Linked DNA regions of Homo sapiens: regions 1 and 2 are each linked to region 3. Evidence: read pairs that join two places in POLR2A ChIA-PET (ENCODE). Cell type or tissue: OCI-LY7. All regions are shown on one strand. Region 1 has its middle 19 kb from the start of RGL4. Region 2 overlaps LOC124905088 (a long non-coding RNA gene). Region 3 overlaps SMARCB1 (SWI/SNF related BAF chromatin remodeling complex subunit B1).

What was found. Peaks named below come from ENCODE experiments on the same cell type or tissue, not always from the same donor. Only the 100,000 strongest peaks of a DNase experiment are listed, where the experiment ranks them.
Region 1: POLR2A ChIA-PET joins it to region 3 with 5 read pairs; 6 of 35 experiments call an interaction of 5 or more read pairs at or near these places.
Region 2: POLR2A ChIA-PET joins it to region 3 with 6 read pairs; 9 of 35 experiments call an interaction of 5 or more read pairs at or near these places.

What each region holds. Positions count from the first base shown.
Region 1 is chr22:23,707,921-23,712,920 of GRCh38, reverse strand. It overlaps the pseudogene GUSBP11. Among named protein-coding and RNA genes, the nearest start is that of RGL4, 19 kb to the right of the region's middle. In OCI-LY7, no CTCF peak of the experiment used is centred here; no DNase peak of the experiment used is centred here.
Region 2 is chr22:23,726,715-23,731,714 of GRCh38, reverse strand. It overlaps LOC124905088 (a long non-coding RNA gene), which reads left to right. Exons shown (of 2, transcript XR_007068020.1): 2 at 1-1,985. Among named protein-coding and RNA genes, the nearest start is that of ZNF70, 22 kb to the left of the region's middle. In OCI-LY7, no CTCF peak of the experiment used is centred here; no DNase peak of the experiment used is centred here.
Region 3 is chr22:23,798,157-23,803,156 of GRCh38, reverse strand. SMARCB1 (SWI/SNF related BAF chromatin remodeling complex subunit B1) reads right to left here. Exons shown (of 9, transcript NM_003073.5): 4 at 2,076-2,213. Among named protein-coding and RNA genes, the nearest start is that of SMARCB1, 14 kb to the right of the region's middle. In OCI-LY7, a CTCF peak has its summit at 4,137; DNase peaks (open chromatin) are centred at 2,076, 2,366, 2,686, 4,046 and 1 weaker place; H3K4me3 peaks cover 3,000 bases; H3K27ac peaks cover 5,000 bases.

The sequences.
Region 1 (5,000 bases), 90 kb after region 3:
GCAAGTTAAGTGCAGAATAGCCTGGGTGCAGTGGCTTATGCCTGTAATCCCAGCTACTAGGGAGGTTGAGATGGGAGAACTGCTTGAACCTGGGAGGTGGAGGTTGCAGTGAGCTGAGATTGCAACACTCCATTATATAATCCCAGGTACTCGGGAGGCTGAGACAGCCTGGGTGACAGAGCGAGACCCCATCTAAAAAAAGATCGTGAAGTCCAAAATACACGGTTCACCCTGAGAGAGGATTCAGGGCAGTCTGCTCCTAAGGATGAGAGAGCGCTGATTATTACTGGGGAAACTCCCTTTCTGGGAGTCTTCCATGATGAATTCCTAAGGAGTTGGAAGAGGTGTTACTCTAAGCACGTTCTGGGTCATCCTCTGGGTGCACATGGGCTGTAGCTGTACATGCTTGTTCACACATCAGATGTCTCAGCGCCGTGGTTGGCACGTCCGAAGGACACGGTCACTTCCTTGACTACCTACCCTGCGTCAAGATCGTAGCTCGTTGCCGCCCCAAACTCCTGGCTCAAGCAATCCTCCCACTTCAGCCTCCCAAGTACTTGGGGCTGATGGGACTGCAGGCACACACCACCACGCCCAGCTAATTTTTGTTATTTTTTAGGGAAGATGTGGTTTCTCTATGTTACCCAGGCTGGTCTTGAACTACTGGGCTGAAGTGATCCTCCCTCTTCAGCCTCCCTGTGGTGGTGTGTTGGGATTACAAGTATGACCACTGCCCCTGGCCAAATACACGTTTTTTTTTATGTTTGTTTTTTGTTTTTTTGAGACAGAGTCTTGTGCTGTCACCCAGGATGGAGTGGTGCAGTGGTACGATCTTGGCTCACTGAAACCTCCGCCTCCCAGGTTCAAGTAATTCTCCTGCCTCAGTCTCCCTAAAGTAGCTGGGATTACAGGCGTGTGCCACCATGCCTGGCTAATTTTTGTATTTTTAGTAGAGATGGGGTTTCACCATGTTGACCAGGCTGATCTCGAACTCCTGGCCTCAAGTGATGCACCTACCTCAGCCTCTGAAAATGCTGGGATTACAGGCATGAGCCACCATGCTCAGCCTGTTTCCTTAAATTTCTTTATAAAAATTTACCCTATGGTAAAGGTGTACTACCAGAAGGTAGAATGAGACACTTTGGTCCATGCGTACATTGTGTAATGATGAAATCAGGGTATTTAGCATCTCTCTTGCCTCATAGAGTTATTATTCCTTTGAGGTGAAGACATTCAGTATCCTCTTTTTCTAGCTTTCTTGAAAAGTACGCTCTGATAATGTTAGACCTAGTCACCCTGCTGCTGTGGAATAGAACTACAGGTTTCATTCCTCTCACGGAGTATGTAACTTTATGCCGTTTCCAATCTCTGACTATGCCCCACCTTTCAACCCCCACCCGTGGTAAGAACAGTTATGCTTACTAGTTCTATGAAATAAAGTTTTGTGGATTCCTCCTGAGTGAGAAAATGTGATGTTTGTCTTTCTCTGTGTAGTTTATTTCTTTCTCCTTTTTTCCTTTTTTTTGAGATAGTGTCTGGCTCTGGTTGCTCAAGCTGGAGGGCAGTGGTGCAATCTCAGCTCACTACATCCTTGACCTCCCGGGGCTCAGGTGATTCTCCCACCTCAGCTTCCCGAGTAGCTGGGACTTTTGAGAAATGTCTCTTCGGGTTCATTGCCCAACTTTGGCTGGGTTACCTGGTTTTGCATGTATTTTTACTAGAGATAGGATTTCACGATTTTGGCAAAGCTGGTCTGAAACTCCTGACCTCAAGTGATCCACCCGACTTGGTCTCCGAAAGCACTGGGAGTACAGGTGTGAGCCACAGCACCCGGCCTCATTGCATCTTCTAGGTGTTCTTTGAAAAAAATGTGTTGACTGCGTACAGGTGTGTGTTTAGGTTCTCTTACGTCCCTAGGTTCGTGGATTCATTTTTATGCCACTACTGTAGTCTTTGGATGAGTGGAGGTTTTACTTGTAATTTGAAACTGGGGATTGTGCGGCCTCCAATTGAGTTTGTATTCCCTAGGATTGCTTTGCATATTCAGGTTCTTTGGGTCTTTGGTGGTTCCATGTGAATTTTTAGCCATGTATCGTTAACATTTCATAAAACGTTTGTTTCATACTTCATGTCCAGAATTAGGGGTGCATTGGGACATTGTGATACTTGTTTGTATACCTTGAGTATGGATAAAATCAGGGAGTTTCCCATGCTTGTGACCACGTATAGGTTTTATATCCTCGATGTGTGAACATTCAGTATCCTCCTTGGTAGCTGTTTTGAAAATGGCATGATCATGTTGTTAAGTATCGTCGCCGTGCTTTGGAGTGGAATACCAGAATGTATTCCTCTCCTGTAACTCTCTGTGTACCTATTGTGTACCTATTGCCAATCCTTGATATCCTCTCCTCCAGCTAGCCTGTGGTGACCACTGCTGTATTTCCACCTTCAGTCAGTTAAATTTTTCAGCTCCTACATGAGTGAGAACATGCAGGCTTGGTCTTAGTCTGCCTTTCTGATTTGATTGAACATAGTATCTCCAGGTGTAGCCATGTTGCTGGAAATGATAGGATTCCATGAATTTTGATGGCCCAAAAGTATCCCATTGTGTCTGTATACTAGAGATTCTTCATCCCTTCATCTGTGGATGGACAGGTAGGCTGATTTCTTATCTTGGCTTTTGGGCATAGGGCTGAATTCCACCTGGGATGACAGATAATCTCTTCCATGTCCTGATCACGTGCTCTGTGTATATACCTAGGAATAGAATTGCTGGAGAAAACGGTAGTTGAAGTTTTAGGATTTCAAGGAACACCCAAGTGGTTTCTTTAGTGTGCGTACTAGTTCACCGTTTCCCAGCAACTGTGGAGACAAGTTCCTCCTCTGGAAATCCACACCTTGATTTTTTTGTGCTTTAATGTTTCAACTTTTTTCTTGTAGCATCCATTGCATGTAGAGTGAGATGGAATCTTGAGTGTGTTTTTGATTTTTGTGTGTGTATGATAAGTGGTACTTGCTAAGTTATTGTGAATTTGTTTTTAATTTGTTGTTAGGACTGGATGGAGGACCTGAAGACGTGAGGTGGAGGCACAGGTAGAAGAGAAGATTCTCACCATCGCTGATTCACACAAAAGCGTAAGTGAAAATCACACTGAAGATTTCATCTCACTGCAGTTAGAATGAATACTACCAACATTTGATGGCAGTTTTGTTTCTGTAGAGTATGTGTGTGTGTATGTGTATATATATATACACACACACACAAACACACACAACCGTAAGAGTGCAAGGGACATTTTGACATGTATATGTAGCATCATGATCAAATCATCATATCTGGCATCTCTGTGACCTTCCATCATTGTTACTTCTCTGTGGAGAGAATATTCAGAACCGTATTTTCCAGCTGATTTTGAAAAATTTTTGTAGATTCTGTTGACCCTAGTCACCTAGTCACCCTGCTGTGTAACAGAACACCAGAATGGATTCCTCGTATCTGAGCATCACTCTGTACCCGTTACCCATCCCTGCCCAGGCTCCCTGCTCTCCCCAGCCTGTAGTAACCCCTATTGGAAGTTCTGCTTCTAGGAGACAATGTGTTTTGGATTCCATATGCCTGATGTCATGCAGTGTGGGTCTCCCTAGCAGACTCATTTCATTTCACCTAATTGTCTTCCAGATTTCTCCAAGTGGTTGCAGATGACATGATTTCCCAAAGTGTTAGAGCTGAAGTGTGTTTCCTTGTGTATATATACTGTGGTTCCTTTATCCCTTCATCTGTGGATAGACAGGTAGGTTGATTCCACATCTTGGCTATTGTGACTAGTACTTCAGGACACATGAAAAGGCAGATAACACAGGGATTTCATTTTCTCTAAACATGTACCCAGTGGTGGGATTGTTAGCTGGAGTGGCAGTTGTACTTTAACCTTTAGTTTAGTTTTGTTTTGTTTTGTTTTTTAAAGACAGAGTCTTGCTCTTGTTGCCCAGGCTGGAGTGCAGTGGCGCGATTTCGGCTCAATGCAACCTCCGCCTCCCACGTTCAAGCGATTCTCCTGCCTCAGCCTCCCGAGTTGCTGGGAATACAGGCACCTGCCATCACGCCTGGCTAATTTTTGTATTTTTAGTAGAGACGGGATTTCACCATGTTGGTGAGGCTGGTCTCGAACTCTTGACCTCAGGTGATCCACCTGCCTCGGCCTCCCAAAGTACTGAGATTACAGGTGTGTGCCACTGCGCCCAGCCTACCTTTTACTTTTTTAAGGAGCTTCCAAAAGTTTTTTATAGAGTGTATAGTAATTTTCATTCCACAAAGAGTGTAGAAGATTTTTTTCTTCCTGCAAGTCTACACTGATCATTGCCTTCAACAATTTTGATTTTTGTCTTTTGTAATACTCATTCTAAGTGGAATTAGATGGTAACCGAGTATGGTTTTGATTCACATTTTTGTGAGGATTAGTGATATTGAGAAACTGTCACCTGTGAGTCAATTTCCTGCCACCTTTTCACTCAGGTCTATTTAGATCCTCTTACCTTGGATATTTGTTGTTGTTGTTGTTGTTGTTGTTTTACACTTAGTCATATTAGTTTACTGTATGTAGTAGATAACAACCTCTTTCAGGGGTAGGATTTTTTAGAGTTTCTCTCAGTCTTTAGGATGCCTTTGTTTGTTTCATTGTTTTCTTTTCCCTGTAGAAGTTGCAAAGTGTCCCTAGTCTCATATGGTTATAGTTGCATATGTTAGCAGTGATTTTTGTGTTTAACACCCCACTTCCACAAAACACAGAAACATGCGTGTGTGCACGCACGCACACACGCACACACACGCACAGCCATGCCTTGCATTGTCTGTGGGTGTTTTTTTTTTAGTGTTATGATGCTTTTTTGCCTTTTGCAGCCTGTTTGCATAGATACAGGTTTCCTAAAATATACACCCGCTCTCTATTTTCTTATAGGACCTTTACAGTTTCAAGATTGAGTTTAGGTCTTTAATTCATTTT
Region 2 (5,000 bases), 71 kb after region 3:
TCAACATGGTGAAACCCTGTCTCTACTAAAAATGCAAAAATTATCTGGGCGTGGTGGCACACGCCTGTAATCCCAGCTACTCAGGAGGCTGTGGCAGGAGAATCGCTTGAATCCGGGAATCCAGGAGGTGGAGGTTGTGGTGAGCCGAGATCGTCCCATTGCACTCTAGCCTGGGCAACAAGAGTGAAACTCCGTCTCCAAAAAAAAAGAAAGAAAGAAAGAAAGAAAGAGGATGTGTCTCTTTTCAGCAGCTGCAAAGTGGTAGACACCATTTCATGTCATAAAATTGATTCAAAGAATCTTGCCTGAATAAGGTGTGTAATTGATATACTCATGAAATTTGTTCTGTTTTCTGTTGCTAAAAGTGATACTTGGGAACAAGATACTAAAACATGCAGAAAATGGATGAATCTCAAAAACATGCTGTGTGGAAGAAGCCAGATCTAAAAGAGCGCCCCGTATACTTCTATTGATATAAAATTCTGGAAACACCAAATCTAATCCATAGTGACACAGAGCAGATCAGTGGTTGCCTGGGTCAGGGCTGGAAGGTGGATTGACTGGGAGGGGTCAGAGGGAACTCCCTGGAGTAATGAGAAAGTTCTTTTTTTTTTTTTTTTTTTTTTTTTGAGACAGGATCTCACTTTATCACCCAGGCTGGGGTGCAGTGGCTCGATCTCGGCTCACTGCAACCTCTGCCTCCCAGGTTCAAGCAATTCTCCTGCCTCAGCCTCTGAGTAGCTGGGATTGCAGGCATGCACCACGACACCCAACTGATTTTTATATTTTTAGTAGAGACAGGGTTTCACCATGTAGTCCAGGCTGGTCTTGAGCTCCTGACCTCAGGTGATCAGCCTGCCTTGGCCTCCCAAAGTGCTGGGATTACAGGTATGAGCCACCACACTGGCCTAGGGAAAGTTCTTTTTTGTTGATTTGTTTTTGTTTTTATTTTGAGACAGGGTCTCATTGTGTTGCTCAGGCTGGAGTGCAGTGGCGCTGCCTCAATTCACAACAGCCTTCCTGACCTGGGCCTAGGTGATCCTTCCACCTCAGCCTCCCAAGTAGCTGGGACCACAGGCCTTTGCCAACACGCTTGGCTAAATGTTTAAATATTCTTTGTAGAGATGATATAGCACTATATTGCCCAGGCTGGTCTGGAACTCCTGGGGTCAAACAATGCTTCCACCTTGGCTTCTCAAAGTGTTGGGAATACAAGTGTGAGCCATCACACCCGGCTTTAATTTTTTTTTTTTTTTTTTTTTTTGTGACAGCATCTTGCCCTGTCACCCAGGCTGAAGTGCAGTATTGTGGTCATAGCTCACTGCTGCCTCCAACTCCTGGCTCAAGTGATCCTCCTGCCTCAGCCTCCTGAGAAGCTGGGACCACAGGTGCATGCCACCATGCCTGGCTAATTTTTTAAAAAAACTGTAGCCAGGTAGCTCCTACGTTGCCCAGGCTGTCCTGAAAGTCCTGGCCTCAAGCAATCCTCCCGATTCAGCCTCCCAAAGTTGGGATTACAGGCATGAGCCACTGCACCCAGCAGAAAGTTCTATATCTTGATAGTGGCAGTGGGTATTCAGATATATCTATTTGCTAAGCCTCATCAAACTGTACAGTTAAAGTGAGACCCTGTCTCAAAAAAAACCTATACATTTAAAATAAGTGCATTGTATTGTATGTAAACTATACTTCAATAACATTTATTTTAAGTAATAAAACAACTGTCCCTGGCAGTATTTGTACAAAGGGAAGGGGTCTTTGAAGACACTCAGAATTCAGACATTATTTTTAGGTCTTGCAAAAAAAAAAACCCCGAAACCAAAAACCTTTAACCTCAAAAACCGCACAAAAGGTAGCTGAGGTGGGAGATCAGAAATGCCTGTTATTCTAATTGGATGTTGTGTTTGATAATTGTTGTCATGATATTGCTATTAGAATATTAAAGTAACAATTAAAATATCAAATGACATCTCTGTACACATAAAGATATAAACACTTGTATTTATTTACATATGGGCCGAGCACGGTGGCTCACACCTGTCATCCTAGCACTTTGAGAGGCAGAGACGGGAGGATCACTTGAGGCCAGGAGTTTGAGACAAGCCTGGTCAATGTAGCAACACCCCATTTCTATTAAAAAAATCTGACTGGGCACAGTGGCTCACACCTGTAATCCCAGAACTTTGGGAGGCCGAGGAGGGCGGATCATGAGGTCTGGAGATCGAGACCACCCAGGCTAACACAGTGAAACCCTGTCTCCACCAAAAATACAAAAAATTAGCCAGGTGTGATGGCGGGCGCCTGTAGTCCCAGCTACTCAGGAGTCTGAGGCAGGAGAATCGCTTCAACCCAGGAGGCAGAGGTTGCAGTGAGCCGAGATGGCACCATTGCACTTCAGCCTTGGTGACAGAGCGAGTCTCCATCTCAAAAATAAAATAAAATAAAATGAAGTAAAAAAAAATAAAAACTATACATTTCATTCATATATACCCAGAGTATGAAAATTGGCAGTTCTCTTTTCTTGCAATATATGAGTATATAATAAAACCCATGACTCCGTCAGTTCCTTCTTCAAACATAAATTTGAAAGTCTTTGAGGCCGGGCATGGTGGCTCATGCCTATAATCTCAACACTTTGGGAGGGTGAGCTGGGAGGATTGCTTGAGGCCAACAGTTCAAGGCCAGCCTAGGCAACATAGTGAGAGCCTGACTACAAAATGCTTTCTTTCTTTCTTTTTCTTTTCTTTTTTTTTTTTTTTTTTTTGAGACGAAGTTTCGCTCTTGTTGCACAGGCTGGACTGCAATGGTGTGATCTCAGCTCACCACAACCTCCACCTCTGGGGTTCAAGCGATTCTCCTGCCTCAGCCGCCCGAGTAGCTGGAATTACAGGCACCCGCCACCAGGCCCAGCTAATTTTTGTATTTTTAGTAGAGACAGGGTTTCACCATGTTGATCAGCCTGGTCTTGAACTCCTGACCTCAGGCGATCCATTTGCCTCAGCCTTCCAAAGTGCTGAAATTACAGGCACGAGCCACTGCGCCCAGCTTTTTCAAAATTTTTTGAGACAGAGTCTGGCTCTGTGGCCCAGGCTGGAGTGCAGTGGTGCGATCTCAGCTCACTGCAACCTCCACCTCCTGGGTTCAAGCAATTCTGCCTCAGTCTCCCAAGTAGCTGGGATTACAGGCACCTGCCACCATGCCTGGCTGATTTTTGTATTTTTAGTAGAGATGGAGTTTTGCCATGTTGGCCAGGCTGATCTCGAACTCCTGACCTCAAGTGATCCCCCAGCCTCGGCCTCCCAAAGTGCTGGGATTACAGATGTGAGCCACCACACTTGGCCAATTGTCACTCTTAGTTACTGTAAGAACTGGTTGTTGGAAGAGCTTGGCACCTCTGCTCTCTCGCTTCCTCCTTTGCCATGTGATCTGCACACAGCTCTCCTTTGCCTCTGCCATGAGTGGAAGCTTCCAATCCTGCAGCAGAAACAGATGCTGGGGCCATGCTTCTAGTACAGCCTGCAGAACCATGAGCCAAACAAGTCTCTTTTGGACAAAAAAGACAAATGACCCAGCCTCAGCCTCAGCTATTCCTTTATAAGCGGACAAGCTACTTTATTCGGATGTTGTGAGAAGTAGATGAGATAATGTGGGTAGAGACCCCAGATGAGGGTCTGGCACATAGTGTATCAGTCAGGACAGGCTAATTAAGCTGCAGTAACAACTCCAAAACCTCAGTCTTTTGACTCAATAAAGGTTTATTTCTCATTCATCCTACACATCCATCACTGGTTGGAAAGGGGGCTTTGATTTCCATAAGTTGCTCAGGGATCCTGACTGAGAGGTGCTCAATTTCGACACGTGCTTCTGTGATCACCAAGACAGGAAAAAGGGATGATGCAGAAAATCAGGCATTGGCTCTTAAAAATGTTGCTGCCTGCTGGACGTGGTGGCTCACTTCTGTAGTCTCAGCACTTTGAGAGGCCGAGGTGGGTGGATCACCTGAGGTCAGGAATTCAAGATCAGCTTGGCCAATGTGGTGAAACCCCATCTCTGCTAAAAATAAAAAAATTAGCTGGATGTGGTGGCACATGCCTGTAGTCCCAGCTACTCAGGAGACTGAGGCAGGAGAATTGCTTGAACCTGGGAGGCAGAGGTTGCAGTGAGCCAAGATCACGCTATTGCACTCCAGCCTGGGTGACAGAGTGAGATTCCGCCTCAAATTTTTTTTTTTTTTTTTTTTTTTTTTTTTTTTTTTGCTGTTTAAGGCTGGGTGTGGTGGCTCACATCTGTAATCCAGGCACATTGGGAGGCCAAGGCGGGCAGATCACTTGAGCTCAGGAGCTCGAGAGCAGCCTGGCCAACATGGCAAAAACCCGTATCTACAAAAAATACAAAAAATTACCCCAGCGCAGTGTCATTCGCCTGTAATCTTAGCTATTTGGGAGGCTGAGTTGGGAGGATTACTTGAGCCTGGGAGGCAGAGGTTGCAGTGAGCTGAGACCGTGCCACTGCACTCCAGCCTGGGTGACAGAGTGAGACACTCCCTGTCTCTCAAAAAAAGAAAAAATTGCTCTTTACATTTTATGGACCAAAAAAGTCACATGGTCACCCCTCACATGACAAAGTCAAAGACATGCAATTCCACTTCGTGTCTAAAAAGAGGGAGAAAGAAATATTTGCTGAACTTCCATGGTTAGTTACCATAATTTAAAAAGTGGGCAGATGGGAGCTTACTGAGGATGTGACATTTGAGCTGAGGCTTCAATGATAAAGAAGCAGAAATTGTAAGAGCTACGGGTGTGAAGTCTCTAAGGCAGGAATGGGCTTTTGAGGAACAGAAAGTGGCTTGAATGTTTGGAAAACAGTGAATGAGAGTAAGGGCTGGGTCATACAGCAGGGGCTGGGTCATACAAAGCCTTGTTGGCCATTGTGAGGAGTCTAAATTATATTTCAAGTGCACCAGGAGACCGGGCATGGTGGTTCAAGCCTTTAATCCCAGC
Region 3 (5,000 bases):
AGCAGACGAGGCTAGCAGGGGTCCCGGGGCCACGGTCTAATGGGGACAGTTGGGGCCATAAATAACAAGCACCAGTCTGTCTGCAATAGAATCGACCTGGGCAGTGTTGGAACAACACCCAGACATCCTGTGAAGGGATATTTAAGCCTGAAATTTGGCAGGACTTTCATGGAAGGCTATGGGAAAGGAGAAGGGCATTTCCAGAAGAGGAAATATTCTAGCAAGGCCAAGGCAGGTGAATGGAGGAACTGCTGAGGACGTACAAACAGACCACAGAGCACAGATTCCGTGAGGAGCAGTGGTCAGGGATGCTGCAAAGCTAGCGGGTGTCGAAGCACCCACAGTTCTTCCCTCAGGCTATGCAAACTGGCCACTGCCCTGAGGGAGTCCCAGGAGGATTCCAAGCAATGGAGTACTTTGGGAAGATAAAGAGGGAAGAGTCCGGCAGGCAGGTTGGTGAAATGGAGCTGGAGGACACAGGACACCTAAGGGCGTCTGGGAGCATGGAGAGGGCTGCGAAAGGCCCCCAGTGACCTTGGGAGGTAGATGGAAGACAGAGAAAAGTGAGCTGAGTGCCAGGCATGAATGCGCTGGGAAACAGACAGGGAAAGGGGCAGGGATGCTGCAGAAAAGGGGTGGCCACTCTAAGGGAGAAGGGGACAGTCAACTAGGGATGGGAAGAGGAGATAGAGGGAAGGAAGACAGAAGGAAAAGGAGGAGGGGGTAGGATGGGAGGGAGGGAAGGAGGAATGATGGAAGGAAGGAAGGAGGAAAGGAAAGAGGGGAGGAGGGAGAACGGGGCTAAACCTCAGCAGAGGCAACTGCAGGGCAGGAGCTCTGGGAGGTCTGACAGCAATGAGGACGTTCTCAGGCCTGAGGCAGGGTGAGTGGGGCAGAGTGCAGCGGTGGCAGCACCAGGCCAGGTTGGGCCTGGCACCCCAGTGAGAACTCCTGCTTCTGCTCCGAGGGTGATGGGGAGCCTGGAGGATTCTGCGTGGAGAGGTGACATGATCTGCCTGGAGCAGAGGCCACACCAGCTGCAGAGCTGAGAAGGCAGCAGGGAGGGGAGGTAGGGGCTGCTAGAGACCCCAGGGAGAGCAGTGGGGGGCTGTCTGAGGCAGTCCCAGGGGAGAACCTGGAGAGACTGGACTTGCTGTGTGAGGAAAAGGCAGGCCTTGGGAAAGAAACCTACAGCCTGAGCAAGGAGAGGGCTGGATCTCCACGCGCCGAGATGGAGAGGTCTTCAGGCAGCATGAGGCTGAGGGGGTGAGGGCAGCTGAGGAAGTCTGGGCCACAGAGGTAAAAAACAGACCCCGAAGACATCTACAACTTAATCCCCAAAACCTGTGACTGTCAGCTCATATGGCCAAAAAAGGAGACTTTGAAGATACGATTAAGTGAAAGATCCTGAGAGATTAACCAGAAGGGCCCTAAATTACATCGCCAAGTGTCCTTCTAAGAGAGAGACAGGGAAGTTTCATGCAGAGAAGGCCACGTGACCACAGAGGCTGAGACTGGAACGTGGCAGCCCCCAAAGCTGGAAGAAGCAAGGACCGAATCGCCTCGATGGCCTCTGGAGGGAGCATGGCCCTGTCCACACATGAGTCTGGTCTAGTGAAACTAAATCCAGGCTCCTGGGCCCCAGAACTGTGAGGGAAGAAATGTGCTCTGCTCGAAGCCACCAGTTTGTGGTGGTTTACTCCAGCAGGCTCTGGGAAATGGTGGCACAGTGGGAGTCACGTGGATGGCATCTGCACCATCAGACTGGCTGTGGCCCACTCATGTGAAACTGAGGGCAGAGAAAGGGCCCAAGGACCGCGCCCTGAGTAACTCCACTTGAGGGGCCAGAGAGGTGAGGAGGACATGGCAAGGTGACAGCAGACAGAGCCAAGGAGGCTATGGACAATGTCCTGGAAGTCAGGGAAACACAACAGTTCAAAGGCGAGGAGGTACTGTGGCGTTGTGGGGAGCACAAGGTCAAAGCAGAGTGTTTTTCTGGGGAGGAAGGAACTGAAACGTGCTGGAGAACTAAGGCGGAATCAGCACGGAGGGTGAGTGCAGCGATGCATCCACACCAAAGGGGGAAGGTTCTCTTCTTGTCTCGGCCCATGCGGTTCCTGTTGATGGTTGTGGAGCATGGCACGGCATCTAAGTGGTGGGAGCTGTTGGGCAGGGTGGGTACCCACTGGCTGTTCCTCTTGGCCTTCTGTTCCCTGAGGAGATACAAGAAAAGTCCTCCCAGTCAGTATAGGAGCCTGATCCTGCCCACCAGGAATCAACTAATGCTCCAGGGATGCCCACTGTACCTCTGTCAGGCTCGAGGCTCCCATGGGAGTTGTCTGTGCACCTGACTTTGCAGGAGCCTGCTCCCCAGGCTGTCATCAGATGCTAGAGGCACCTGGGCAAGGGCAAGGGTACGTAGGGGCACCAGACACAGCACGGCCATGGTGTACTGCACTATGAGCCAGGCATGGCTCCACGGAAGCACTTCCTGGATGCGGGGAAGTGGTACAAGGGGGAGACTTCCCAGAGGAGTGGATAATAGAGCACAGCCTTAGACACTGAGTCAGGGTTCACTGCGGGGAGGGGCACGGGCAGCAGCAAGGAGGAGAGACTGAGGGGCAGTCCAGGGAGGAGGTCCCCAGGGAGGGGACCGATCACAGGTCTCACATGCTCCGTGAGATGACTTTACTCAGCAGGTGGCTGGGAGTCCCCAGGGTTTTGAAGGAAGAGACATGATCAGGCTGTCATTTTAGACATACCAGCCATCCTGAGATGGACTAGGCAAGGCCTCTGGCCTCTCAGCTTCCACAGCAGTAGAAGTTGAGAAGATGGGTTGATAAATACCTTCCAGAGGTGACATCCAAGGTAATTTAAATAACCCATGTCCCATGAAGCGTTTGATCTTTTCTCCCAAATTCCAGGTTGCTTTTACCAAAAGCACCAGGTGCAGTGGCTCATGCCTGTAGCTCCAGCACTTTGGAAGGTCAAGATGGGCAGACCACCTGAGGTCAAGAGTTCGAAACCAGGCCAGGTGCGGTGGCTCACGCCTGTAATCCCAGCACTTTGGGAGGCCAAGGCGGATGGATCACCTGAGGTCAGGAGATCAAGACCAGCCTGGCCAACATGGTGAAACCCTGTCTCTACTAAAAATACTAAAATTAGCCAGGTGTAGCCGGGCGCGGTGGCTCACGCCTGTAATCCCAGCACTTTGGGAGGCCGACGCGGGCAGATCACGAGGTCAGGAGATCAAGACCAGCCTGGCCAACATGGTGAAAGCCCGTCTCTACTAAAAATACAAAAAATTAGCCGGGCGTGGTGGCAGGCGCCTGCAGTCCCAGCTACTCAGGAGGCTGAGGCAGGAGAATGGCGTGAACCCGGGAGGCAGAGCTTGCAGTGAGCCAACATTGCGCCACTGCACTCCAGAGTGGGAGACAGAGCAAGACTCCGTCTCAAAAAAAAAAAAAAAAAAAAAAATTAGCCAGGTGTGATGGCAGGAACCTGTAATCTCAGCTACTCAGGAGGCAGAGGCAGGAGAATCACTTGAACCCAGGAGGCAGAAGTTGCAGTGAGCCGAGATTACACCATTGCAGTCCAGCCTGGGCAACAAGAGCGAAACTCCATCTCAAAAAAAAAAAAAAAAACCAAAAGGTGAGTTCGAAACCAGCCTGGCCAACATGGTGAAACCTCAACCCTACCAAAAATACAAAAGTTAGCCAGGCGTGGTGGCACACGTCTATAATCCAGCTACTCAGGAGGCTGAAGCATGAGAATCACTTGAACCCAGGAGGCGGAGGTTGCAGTGAGCCGGGATCAACCACTGCACTCCAGCCTGGGCGAGAGAGCAACATCCTATCTCGAAAAAAAAAAAAAAATACCAAAAGCTGTTTTAAACTAAGGCTCCAGGGCTGGGTGAAACAGATGAGAGCATTTGGGTGCCCGTTGTGCTCTGTGCTTTTCCATTTTCCCTGGCAAGGCTGTGAGCAGGAGCAGGCAGCGACTGTGTGTCACTTCCCTGTGTAACCCCAACACCTGCGCAACCACTTCCACAATAACTATTCAACCATTCAGAGCAAGTCATGACAAACTTTTTTTTTTTTTTTTTTTGAGATGGAGTCTCGCTCTGTCGCCTGGGCTGGAGTACAGTGGCGCCATCTGGGCTCAATGCAAGGTCTGCCTCCCGGGTTCACGCCATTCTCCTGCCTCAGCCTCCCGAGTAGCTGGGACTACAGGCGCCCACCACCACGCCCGGCTAAGTTTTTTGATTTTTAGTAGAGACGGGGTTTCACCCTGTTAGCCAGGATGGTCTCGATCTCCTGACCTTGTGATCCGCCCGCCTCGGCCTCCCAAAGTGCTGGGATTACAAGCGTCAGTCACCGCGCCCGGCCGACAAACGTTTGACAGTTCCCTCTAAGGAGGGACCCGGGAAGACAGCACAAAGGTCCTTCTCCTTTCCAGAGGGTGGGGGAGGGCAGAAGCAATGGCCAAGACCTGCCTGGACTCTGGGCCCTTTAACTCTTTTCCCTTCTAAAGTGGGAATCACTTACACGTCTGATGCTGAGGCTGGGACTACCCCTTGATCGCTGGTAGGGGTAGGGAGGATTTTGTAGTACCCAATTTGGGGAACATGGAATCAGCTTGGGCAGAGACTATGAGAGGGGACAGCAAGACAGGGGTCCCCTCTACAACCTATCTGGGTCATAGTTCCTAATCCTGGCCGCTCAGAGTGCAATTTTTAAATTTTTTTATTTTTATAGAGATGGTGGGGTCTCACTATGTTGCCCAGGCTGGTCTCAAACTCCTGGGCTCAAGCAATCCTCCCACCTTGGCCTCCCAAAGTGCTGAGAGTACAGGTGTGAGCTACAACACCCAAACCCAGAATGCAAAATTTTAAGAAGCACATTCCTGAGCCCCACCCAGGTGGAGTGACTTCCCACCTCTGAGGAAGGGCCCAAGAAGATGTGTTCTTTGCAGCTTCCACGGGTGATTTCCAGGTAGCT